2 separate regions of the Homo sapiens genome follow, and region 1 is linked to region 2. Evidence: chromatin contacts called from ENCODE Hi-C or POLR2A ChIA-PET data. All regions are on one chromosome and are shown on one strand. The core of a region is the stretch at or near the end of the contact, and the rest is flanking DNA. Distances in the headings are between cores, read along the strand shown.

Region 1 (4,512 bases), core at 1,031-3,530, 150 kb after region 2:
TGGCATATTCATAAGGTCCTCAAAAATGGTCAGCGTTTCTTCTTTCCTTCCCAACTCATGGAGATTGTCACTTAATAAAAACATCAATTTGGAGACTCCTCTATGACTAGCCCAGTCCAGATCACCAGTCCCTTCCCATCCCTGCCCTTTATCTGTGGACTTGCTCCCTAAGATACCTAGTGCAGTAGCTTAAATGTTTGCTAGCTGGCTGACTGAGATAGCCCTGAGGGTCTCAGAAAGCACTGTCTTCCTAGCTAGACTCTGATCTACCAGGGAAGCCTGTAGAAGTGGACACTTAGGAGCTATGTCTGCCAGTGTACATAATATGTGCATAGCTTACCCCACAAAATGAAATAAAGCAACAGTCATGAGTCACTTAACAACAGGGATACATTCTGAGAAATGTGTCATTTGGCAATTTGGTCCTTGTGTGAGCATCATAGGGCAAACTTACACAAACCTACATCGTAAGGTGTACTATGCACCTAGGCAATATGGTACAGCCTGTTGCTCTTAGGCTACAAACCTGTACAGCATGTTACAGTATGAATACTGTAGGCAACTAACACAATGATAAGTATTTGTGCATGGGACCACTGTCATATAACGTGGTCCTCCGCTGTCATTTTGTGGTGCATGACTTGTATACTAAAGGTTTTGAGACCTCAGCTTTTGCAATGGATATCCCGCAGAAAATTATAGATTACAAACTGCAGACTCATGGGGGTCACACAAATAATCACAACCGCAAATACCAAATGTCACCAACTACAGGGACACAGTTTAAGCCCTACTGGCTCACAGAAACACCAGTGAAGCATTAAGTCCACCTCTGACCCATGTCTACAAAGTAGTGTACTTGGGCACCAAATGCACCACTATTTTTTTTTTTTTTAAAGCTTCGTTCAGGGCAGCCCCACACAGGTTCAGCCACCCTCAACATTGCCTCCAGGAGGCTCTGCCCACCCTTTCCTGACAAGGGGGAAAGGAATGCTGCAGGACCTTGAACCCCTAGGTCAATCAGCCTGGCCTTCCCAGGGATGGTTCCCTGCTTACTCTATTCATGAGCTCAAAGTGCTGGGTAGTCAGCTGGCAATGAAAAGGCCTGGTCCCGGAAATGACCACTGCCCCAAAGCCTAGAAAGACAGCAGGCGGGGTTCAAATTCAGCTTGCTTCATTCAGGCCCACTGTACTGAGCCAAATCACCCCAGGGCATGGCTCAGGCCTCATCTGGAGGAGGCACGAAATCCATGATCCCGGCCCCTTAGCACCGTCCCCTCCCCACCCCTACCACTGAACACACACCTGTAAAGCTCTTTGGGAACTGTTCTGAATGGCTATCACAGCCACTAGATCCAAGACCCTCTGAATGATGGGTAACAGTCAAAGAAGAATTTTAACAACTAAAGCGATGACCTTGAGCCTAATTTCTTTCTTTGTAAAATGAAAGTGTTGGACTGTCATTCCCAAATTTCAGTACTAGTAAAATTATCAAAACAAAAAACAAAAAAATAATGAATTACTGAGGTTTTAGTTTGCCAAGTGAGAATTTTTTCTCAAAAATTACAAACTATATGTGTCGCCATCATTTCCTAAAAGGAATAACATTTAAATCAAAAAAGTTGAAAAGAGGTAATATCAAAATAAGCGCAGCCACCCCAAGGCAGGCCGGTAGGCAATGGCCCCGACCAAGGAGATCCCGGAGCGGCTCTCCGGCTGTCAGCAAAGGGTCTGCATCTGCCCGGATCCTGACATTCTGGGTACGTCTCAACGACGCGGCAAACAAGCGTCCACTCCCAACGCGAGCAAGTTTAAAACCCAGGAACATCGATACCAGGCGCCGGAGCGAAGCATTTCCAGGCCTCCGCGGGTTGCCCCGGGCCGCGGCGAGGACCCGCACCCCGGTTCCCCAGCCGCTCGCCGGGCCCTCGCTCCCGCCGCGCCCCGGGCACCTCCGGGCCTCGCGCCCTCCCCGGATCCCCTAGGCCCGCGTACCCGGACCCCCGCATCCCGGGGGACCGCTGTCCTCCGCCGGCGCCCCCGCCCGCCCCCCACGCCCGCGCGGCCGGTCCGCCCAAGGTCGGCGCGAGCGGGCCGTGGGCCTGGTGGGCCTGGCGGGCGGGGGCGCCCCTGGCCGGGTCCGGGCCGCATCCCAGACCAGAGCCCGCAGGCCAGAGCCGCTCCGGGTCCCGCTCCCGTTCCTGCCGGCAGCCGCGGGGGCGCAGGGCCTGCGAGGCGGCACTCACCCGGGCGACGCCATGAGCGCAGCGAGGTCTCCGCTCCCGCCTCCTTCGCTTCCTCCGCGCGGCCGCGGCTCGGCGCCGGGGAGGGGCCTGGCCCGCCGGCCGCCCGCCCGCTCCGGGACGCGCTCCAGGGGTGGAGGTGGGGTGAGGTGGGGTAAGGTGGGCCCGGGGTCCTCTCGGAGCAGCCCGGGGACAGCTGGGGCGGGGTGGGGGCGGGGCGGCCCAGGTCAGCCCGCAGCCCGCCCAACGCCCACCTGCCCAGGTGCCTGGAGGCCGGAACTCGCCGGGCGGTGCCTGCGGTGCCAAAAGCTGTAGGATAACCTGCCCCAGGGCCTTACTGAACTTCACACCTTTCTGTAATTGGAGTTTAATTTCTGTAAGAAAAGGCTTTTCTTTAGCCCTGAAGCGTAAGGCCTTATTATTAAGCAAAACAATAACTTTCCTACTTCTTACTTGCAGTGCTGTGTTGGACGAGTTGCTGGCCTCTCTGAGACGGTACCCATTGTAAAATGTGTATAAAGTGGCCTTGTGAAGCTCTAGGCAATGCGAAGCACTTTTATTATTCTTTATAGTGTGTTATTAAGAAAAATAATGAATCTGCAGTTCCTCCAGTGAGGTTTCACAACTATTCTTACAAGTTATGAGTCCTTAGGCAGGTAGATTTTTCAGCTTCAGTTCTTCTCTCTGCAAAATGAGTTTCCAAAAATGATCTAAGTGAAAATGCTTAATAAAAAGCTCTGGACAATGTAAACCATTGTTGATAACATTTTTAGTATTATATTAAATATCACTGGCCGAACGCAGTGGCTCACGTCTGTAATCCCACCACTTTGGGAGGCCGAGGCAGGAGGATCGATTGAGCCCAGGAGTTTGAGATCAGCCTGGGCAACATATTGAGATGACCCCCTGCCCGCCCCGCCCGTTTCATTTTTAAAAATAAAATTAAAGTTAAAAGTAAAATATCATTAACAACCACTATTTAAAAATGTTTACTACTATTAAGAATACAAGACAGCAAAGCAGTGATTAAAACCTTAGCTCTGAAGCCAGAATACCTGTGTTGGAATCTGGGCTCCACCAATTACCAGCCCCAGGAGCCCCTGCAAGATAGAACCTTTCCAGGGCCACAGTTCCTTATTTGAAAAATAAGGCTAAAAATAAGTCCCTTCCTCTCTGTGAAGATTAAATGAATTAATATTTGTAAACATTTGTAACTATTTTTAAATGTTAGTAAACATTGCGTGATGCATGGTCTCTTTTCCTCCTGGGAGAATCCAGTCAATGTTTCTGAGCCTCCTTGTCCTCTTCGGTAAAGAAATTCATAACTGCTACCTTGAGTTCAGAAGATAATTAATGCTCTGTAAATGGGAGCTGATAGGTAAAGCCACGCGAACTTGTGACACCCAAAATAAGGACAAATCCAGGAGGACCAGAGTTAGGAAGAGTTTGAGGAATGGGAAATCCTAAATCCTAAATGCCTGATTCAAGGGAGTAATGAAATGAAGGAGATCAAACTAAAAGAATTTTTTCTTTGTTTGTTTGAGACAGGGTCTTGCCCTGTCACCCAGGCCAGAGTGCAATGGCGAGATCTTGGCTCACTGCAACCTCCACTTCCCGGGTTCAAGCAATTCTGCCTCAGCCTCCCAGTAGCTGGGACTACAGGCGCCCACTACCACACCTGGCTAATTCTTCTATTTTTAGTAGAGACAGGGTTTCCCCATGTTGGTCAGGCTGGTCTCAAACTCCCAACCTCAGGTGATCTGCCTGCCTCAGCCTCCCAAAGTGCTGGGGTTACAGGCGTGAGCCACCATGCCTGGCCTAAATAAGCATTCTTTTAAACATAAGGAATACATGTTTACTGACATAAAATCTGGTTCAGAAACCAATAACCCCAAAATATGGCACTTTAACAAGCTGAACTGAAGAAGTCTCAAGGTCTCTCTGATCTCCCTCCCCACTGGTTTCTCCCAAAACAGAAAATGTCTTTATCTGCTTAAAGTCCAGACCCTCCAAGGAGAACAACTGTTTTTCTTGCCCTCCCTGTAAGACCAAGAATGTAACCACACCTGAAAAGACCCTTTCATAGGATAGCGTACAAGTTAATCTCTGTGCCCTGATCCATTCCTTCTCCCTAGTAATCCTTTATTGCCCCTTGAAAGAATTCCTCTTTCTCCCCTCCTGTAAGTTGTTTTGCCAAGATGGTCTACAAGCTTCTGAACCTTGTTGGGTGGTGGGAAATCATTCTGTAATTCTCCCTGTGCACACATTC
Region 2 (4,786 bases), core at 1,344-3,843:
GTAGTGCAGTAGTGCTATCTTGGCTCACTGCAACCTCTGTCTCCCGGGTTCAAGTGATTCTCATGCCTCAGCCTCCCTCCCAGAGTAGCTGGGAGTATAGGCATATGCCACCATACCTGGCTAATTTTTGTATTTTTAGTAGAGACGGGGTCTTACCATGTTGCCCAGGCTGCGACCTGCCTGCCTGGGCCTCCCAAAGTGTTGCGATTACAGGTGGCTCCCGCCTGATTCTTTCTTACATCTTTGGAGATCTCTTCCTAGAATTTCACATTAGTATATCTTGTTGTCCTAATCAAAATCTATACTTTCATATCTTGTTACACATAGGAGAAAAAGAGCTAAGAGAATGACACAGAAATGGAGCTGGAGCCTTAATACACCTCCTAACTGTTAATCTGTTTGGGTGGGGTTTCTGTCACTTGTGGCCTACAGCAGTCTTACTGTCCCCCCAACCTCCCACAAAGTTCTTCAGGTTGAAGAGAGTCACTACTTTGTAGAATGGGAAGCTCTTACTCAAAAAAGTAGAAACTGAATACAAAACTAGACTTTAGAAGGATAAGATAAATAAATCAATGCATTCATAACACATCATTACAAGAAAGTGAGGGGGTTAGAGGTCTCATCTTTAAATTCTGCTCTCAAGGACATGGAGGGCCCCTCTCACAGGCTTTCCCAAAGCTCCTCTGGGTGTACTGGTCTGACTCAGCAAGTGAACATCTGTGGTTTTGCCTAGCCAGCATCCCTTCTCCTAGCAGCAGCACTCAGCATGTCCTTTTGGGGAATCACTCTTTTCTCTTGTGGTTTATTTAAAGTGACTGCACAATCAGACCCCAGAGTTTGGCTTATGTCCTAGGCCTTGCCAGTGAAAATATGGTACCTCATCAGTGGCAGTTATTTTTCCGAGAAAGGACATATCATGACCCAAGGGGCAGCAGCAGGGAGGGGTGGATGGAAGAGACAGATAACAAACAATAAGCTAAATAAACAAATTCAGTCAGGAGCTAAAGAAATAAGTCATTCAGGAGTGGGGCAGGTGGCAATTTCAAATGGAGTGGTTAGGGTAGTTCTCAATGAGGCAGCATTTGAGAAAATATCAGGAAGAGTGAGAAGTAGTCGAGCATTCCAAACAGACAGGAGCCTGTGCAAAGACCCTGCAGCAGAGCCCTGTCTGCCTTGCATAAGAAATAGCAGGGAGGCCAGAGTGACTGGAGCAGAGTGAGCCAGTGGGGAGGCAGTAGCAGATGAGGTTGTAGGGGTAACAGAGGAGCAGATCAGGCAGGGCTTTGGGTTTTACTCTGAGTTTGGGAAACCACTGGGAAGGTTTTGGGCAGAGGAGGAATTTGATCTGGCTTTCTTTTTTTAAGGTCACTCTGGCTGCTTTATGGGGACAGGCTGCAGGGATATCAGGGAAGAGACCACTGTCATGACCCAGGTAGCAGATGATGGAGGCAGAGGTAAGAAGTGGTCAGGCTCTGGGTATGCTAGGGAGATCCAACCAACAGAATTTTTGGGCCCTGGAGGTGGGATGTGAGAGAAAGGTTTCTGAAACAGCAAGGTTTCTGGCCTTGACAACTGGAAGATGGAGTTGCCATCGAGATGGTGATGCTATGGGGAAGAGATCAGGGGCACAGATTTGGATGTGTTGAGATTGAAATGTATTTTAGAGATCCAAGAGGAGGTATTAAGGAGGCAGCTGGATAGAGGAGTATGGAGTTCAGGAGGCAGGTCCCGCCTGGAGATAAAAATTCAAAGCCAAGCCTTCTCTCTTTGCACTCAACAAAACCTCACTTAAACAGGCTTGTCAGGTCATGGAATACGGTACTAGAACTCTTTGTTGGGGAAAATGCCAGTCAACCTTACCCGTCAGAACGCTGCCTTTAAGATCAGAGATCTCTTTCCTTCAGCCTAATCCACCCCTCTCCCTGTTTTCTCCCCTAGCCCCACTAGGCTAGAAGCTCCCTGGCTTCTCCCACATCAGGATCCCCAACAAACCCATTCCCAGGTGGATAAGAGCCCAGGCAGTTCCCTAGACCACGTTCACTACTTCCTAGCTACCCAAGAGCAGGACATCGCAGACACCGGCCTCCTGGAATATTCCCTCCGCTCCTCACATTTACAGGAAGGACTCAGGTAAGCCTCGGCGCCAGTTCAGTCGGCCCGGGGCCACTAAATACCAATGGGATCCAGTGGGTTCTACGTGGTGAGTGGGGGGCGGATAAGAGAGATGCGACACCCCCCGGGCCTGCCCCCCCCACGCCGGGGCCAGGCACACCGTGAGGGGGCCAGGCACACCGTGAGGGGGCCCAGCCACTTCCATACGCCCTCCGGTCGGCCGGCACCCACCACCCACCCCTCGCCACCAAGCTGGGTGCAGAGAACAGGGCAGGCGCACGGACGGTTCTTACGGCCCCAGGCGCCAGACCCAGGGCACAGAGGCCAGGATCTCACGCGCGACCGCACGAGGCCGGGACCCTCCCTCCCCTTCCGTCCACTCCCTTCCCCACCGCCTCCGGTCCCCTCCCGGTCTCCGCCACCCCGCTTCGGGGCCCCCGCCCCCCAGCCGGGCAGCCAATCGGAGCTGGGATCCCGCCCCGGTCCGCAAAGCCGGTGGCGCCCGGAGGCTGCACGGAGAGCGGTGCCCGCGTCAGGTGAGGCGCGCGCGGGGAACGGGGGTCGCGCGCAGGGGAGCGGGGGTCGCGCGCGGCTTCCATAGAGCGCTAGGGCCTGAGCTCGAAGCCCCAGGCCCGCAGGAGGCCCGGGCCCGCGGCCGCCAGAGCCGGGACGCAGCCTGGGCGCCGCCTGCCCCGCCCCGCCCCGCCCGGGCCCGGAGTGAGGACGCGGTCGGAGGCCCAGCAGCGCGGGTCCCGGCAAGGGGCTTTCTCAACTACACAAAAGACAGTCTAAAAAATTAAGTCTCCATTTCGGTTAAGACTGCCCGTAGTTTCGGTTTTTATGTAGACCCAAGAGGGCAGGCTCGGCGTCCGCGTGCCGCGTAGTCCGGCGGCTCCAGGAGCGCGAGCGGCTGGGCCCGGGCGTAGCCACCGCAGGGCCGCTAGCTCGGCCGGGACCCGCCTGGGATGCCCTGGGGTCTGCTCCGCTGGGGCGAATCCTGAGGCGCCACGCGAGGCACTTGGCCTCTCCTAGCCCCGCTTTCGTTTTTGGAAACTGGAAACTATCACTTATTTCGTAGACGGTGTGAGGGTTACATGACAGTGTTCTGTAAAGTGCACTCTACATATGAAGTGCTCAGAAATATGGCTAATAATGAGGGTATTTATAAACTACTTAAATTATAAAAAGAATGAGACATCAGACTTACAGTTTTGGATACTAATTTTTTTCACTTAACGTTCATTATGTGATAGGAGTTTTCCATCCTATTATACCGCTGTGCGATCTGATCTTGGGCACGTTAACCAACCTCTTGTTGCCTCGATTTTCTCACCTGTAAAAGTGGGGGTAATCATAATGCTTACTTAGTAGGATAGCCCTGAAGAATAAGTGACTTAGCGAACATAAATAGCTTACAATAGGGTTTTCAGCATGGGAAGGATTCAGTAAATGTTAGCTGTCATCATCACCACCTACAAAGGAAGCAATACTGTGCTGAAAGTTTTTCCATCATTAATGTAATTTCTATAGTACGATTCCCAAGAAGATATTAAAATTATGGAAATAAAGGTATTGGTATATTCCTAATTATTTCCTAAAAGATTGTATTGATAAATATGCTCATCCTTCCCTTAACGGGATGCATTCCAGAAAAACAAGTCAAATGTTAGACAAAGTATCAGAAGGGAAATTCTGTAGCCAGAGAGCTAAAAATTACAATAGGGTCTCTAATTATACTTCAACTTTTTTAGGAATAATTCTCAGTGTGTTTTCCCACATTTCATATGTAATTTTTTTTTTTTTTTTTTTTTGAGACAGAGCCTCGCCCTGTCACCAGGCTGGAGTACAGTGGCGCGATCTCGGCTCACTGCAACTTCCACCTGCTGGGTTCAAGCAATTCTTCTGACCTCAGGTGATCCACCCGCCTCGGCCTCCCAAAGTGCTGGGATTATAACAGGCGTGGCATGAGTCACCGCGCCCGGCCGATCTTTACTTTTTTATTCTTTGTACCCCCTGCCTATCCAGTTAGCATGTGATTAAAGTCAAAGATTTGCCACTTTGGGCCACATCTATTAATTTTCATCTTTGTTATAATTGTATTTAGTTTTTGATCTACACTGCTTATTACTCCCAGTCATTTTTTCTAGAACTGAAAATCTGGTAAAATACTCAAAATTGCACTGACTTCTATGTAGAGGCGACACTCCATCAGAACCGTGGGCTGACAGGGAATCCCACTGTGCAGGAGCTGCGCGCATTTTCATTTCTGATTCTCTTTGGCGTATCCAGGACTCTGATGACATGATCATATATTTATCAGTAGTAACAGGTTGGGCCATTTGTTTTTTGTGGTAAATCATATATTTAAGATTTTAGAAATAAGTTGATAGCCATGTATTTTGGAATTTGAAAAAGACATTGCATTACTCAGCTTCAAATTAAGCTTTAATCAAATAGTGAAACTTTCCATTAATGGACAGTGTATACCTTTTTGTGTATTTAAAAAAAAAAACACTGAATATAGTGCCTTTGTGACAGGGGAGCTTAGTTCCTGACAATGTCCTCTTGAGTCTTTTTTTTTTTTTTTTGAGATGGAGTCTCACTGTGTCGCCCAGGCTGGAGTGCAGTGGCGCCATCTTGGCTCACTGCAACCTCCGCCCCCTGGGTTCAAGTG

What was found. Hi-C counts contacts between places; a loop is a spot of excess contacts on that map. ChIA-PET counts read pairs that join two places held with the same protein, here RNA polymerase II (POLR2A). Pooled maps may share reads with other maps.
Region 1: a pooled map shows a loop between it and region 2 (2.5-fold over the local background). The contact joins the promoter of URGCP here to the promoter of BLVRA in region 2. A Hi-C loop is called at or near these places in 3 of 50 pooled maps. POLR2A ChIA-PET finds 5 or more read pairs at or near these places in 5 of 52 experiments (HepG2, MCF 10A, PC-3 and 2 more).

What each region holds. Positions count from the first base shown.
Region 1 is chr7:43,904,316-43,908,827 of GRCh38, forward strand. It overlaps URGCP (upregulator of cell proliferation), which reads right to left and starts at 2,281. Exons shown (of 6, transcript NM_001077663.3): 1 at 2,247-2,281. The coding sequence starts at 2,260. URGCP-MRPS24 (URGCP-MRPS24 readthrough) reads right to left here and starts at 2,281. Exons shown (of 7, transcript NM_001204871.2): 1 at 2,247-2,281. The coding sequence starts at 2,260. RefSeq lists silencers at 2,057-2,486, 2,547-2,706.
Region 2 is chr7:43,756,087-43,760,872 of GRCh38, forward strand. BLVRA (biliverdin reductase A) reads left to right here and starts at 2,594. Exons shown (of 8, transcript NM_000712.4): 1 at 2,594-2,648. It also overlaps the pseudogene LOC107986727. RefSeq lists a cis regulatory region at 510-1,277 and silencers at 2,299-2,688, 2,699-3,018.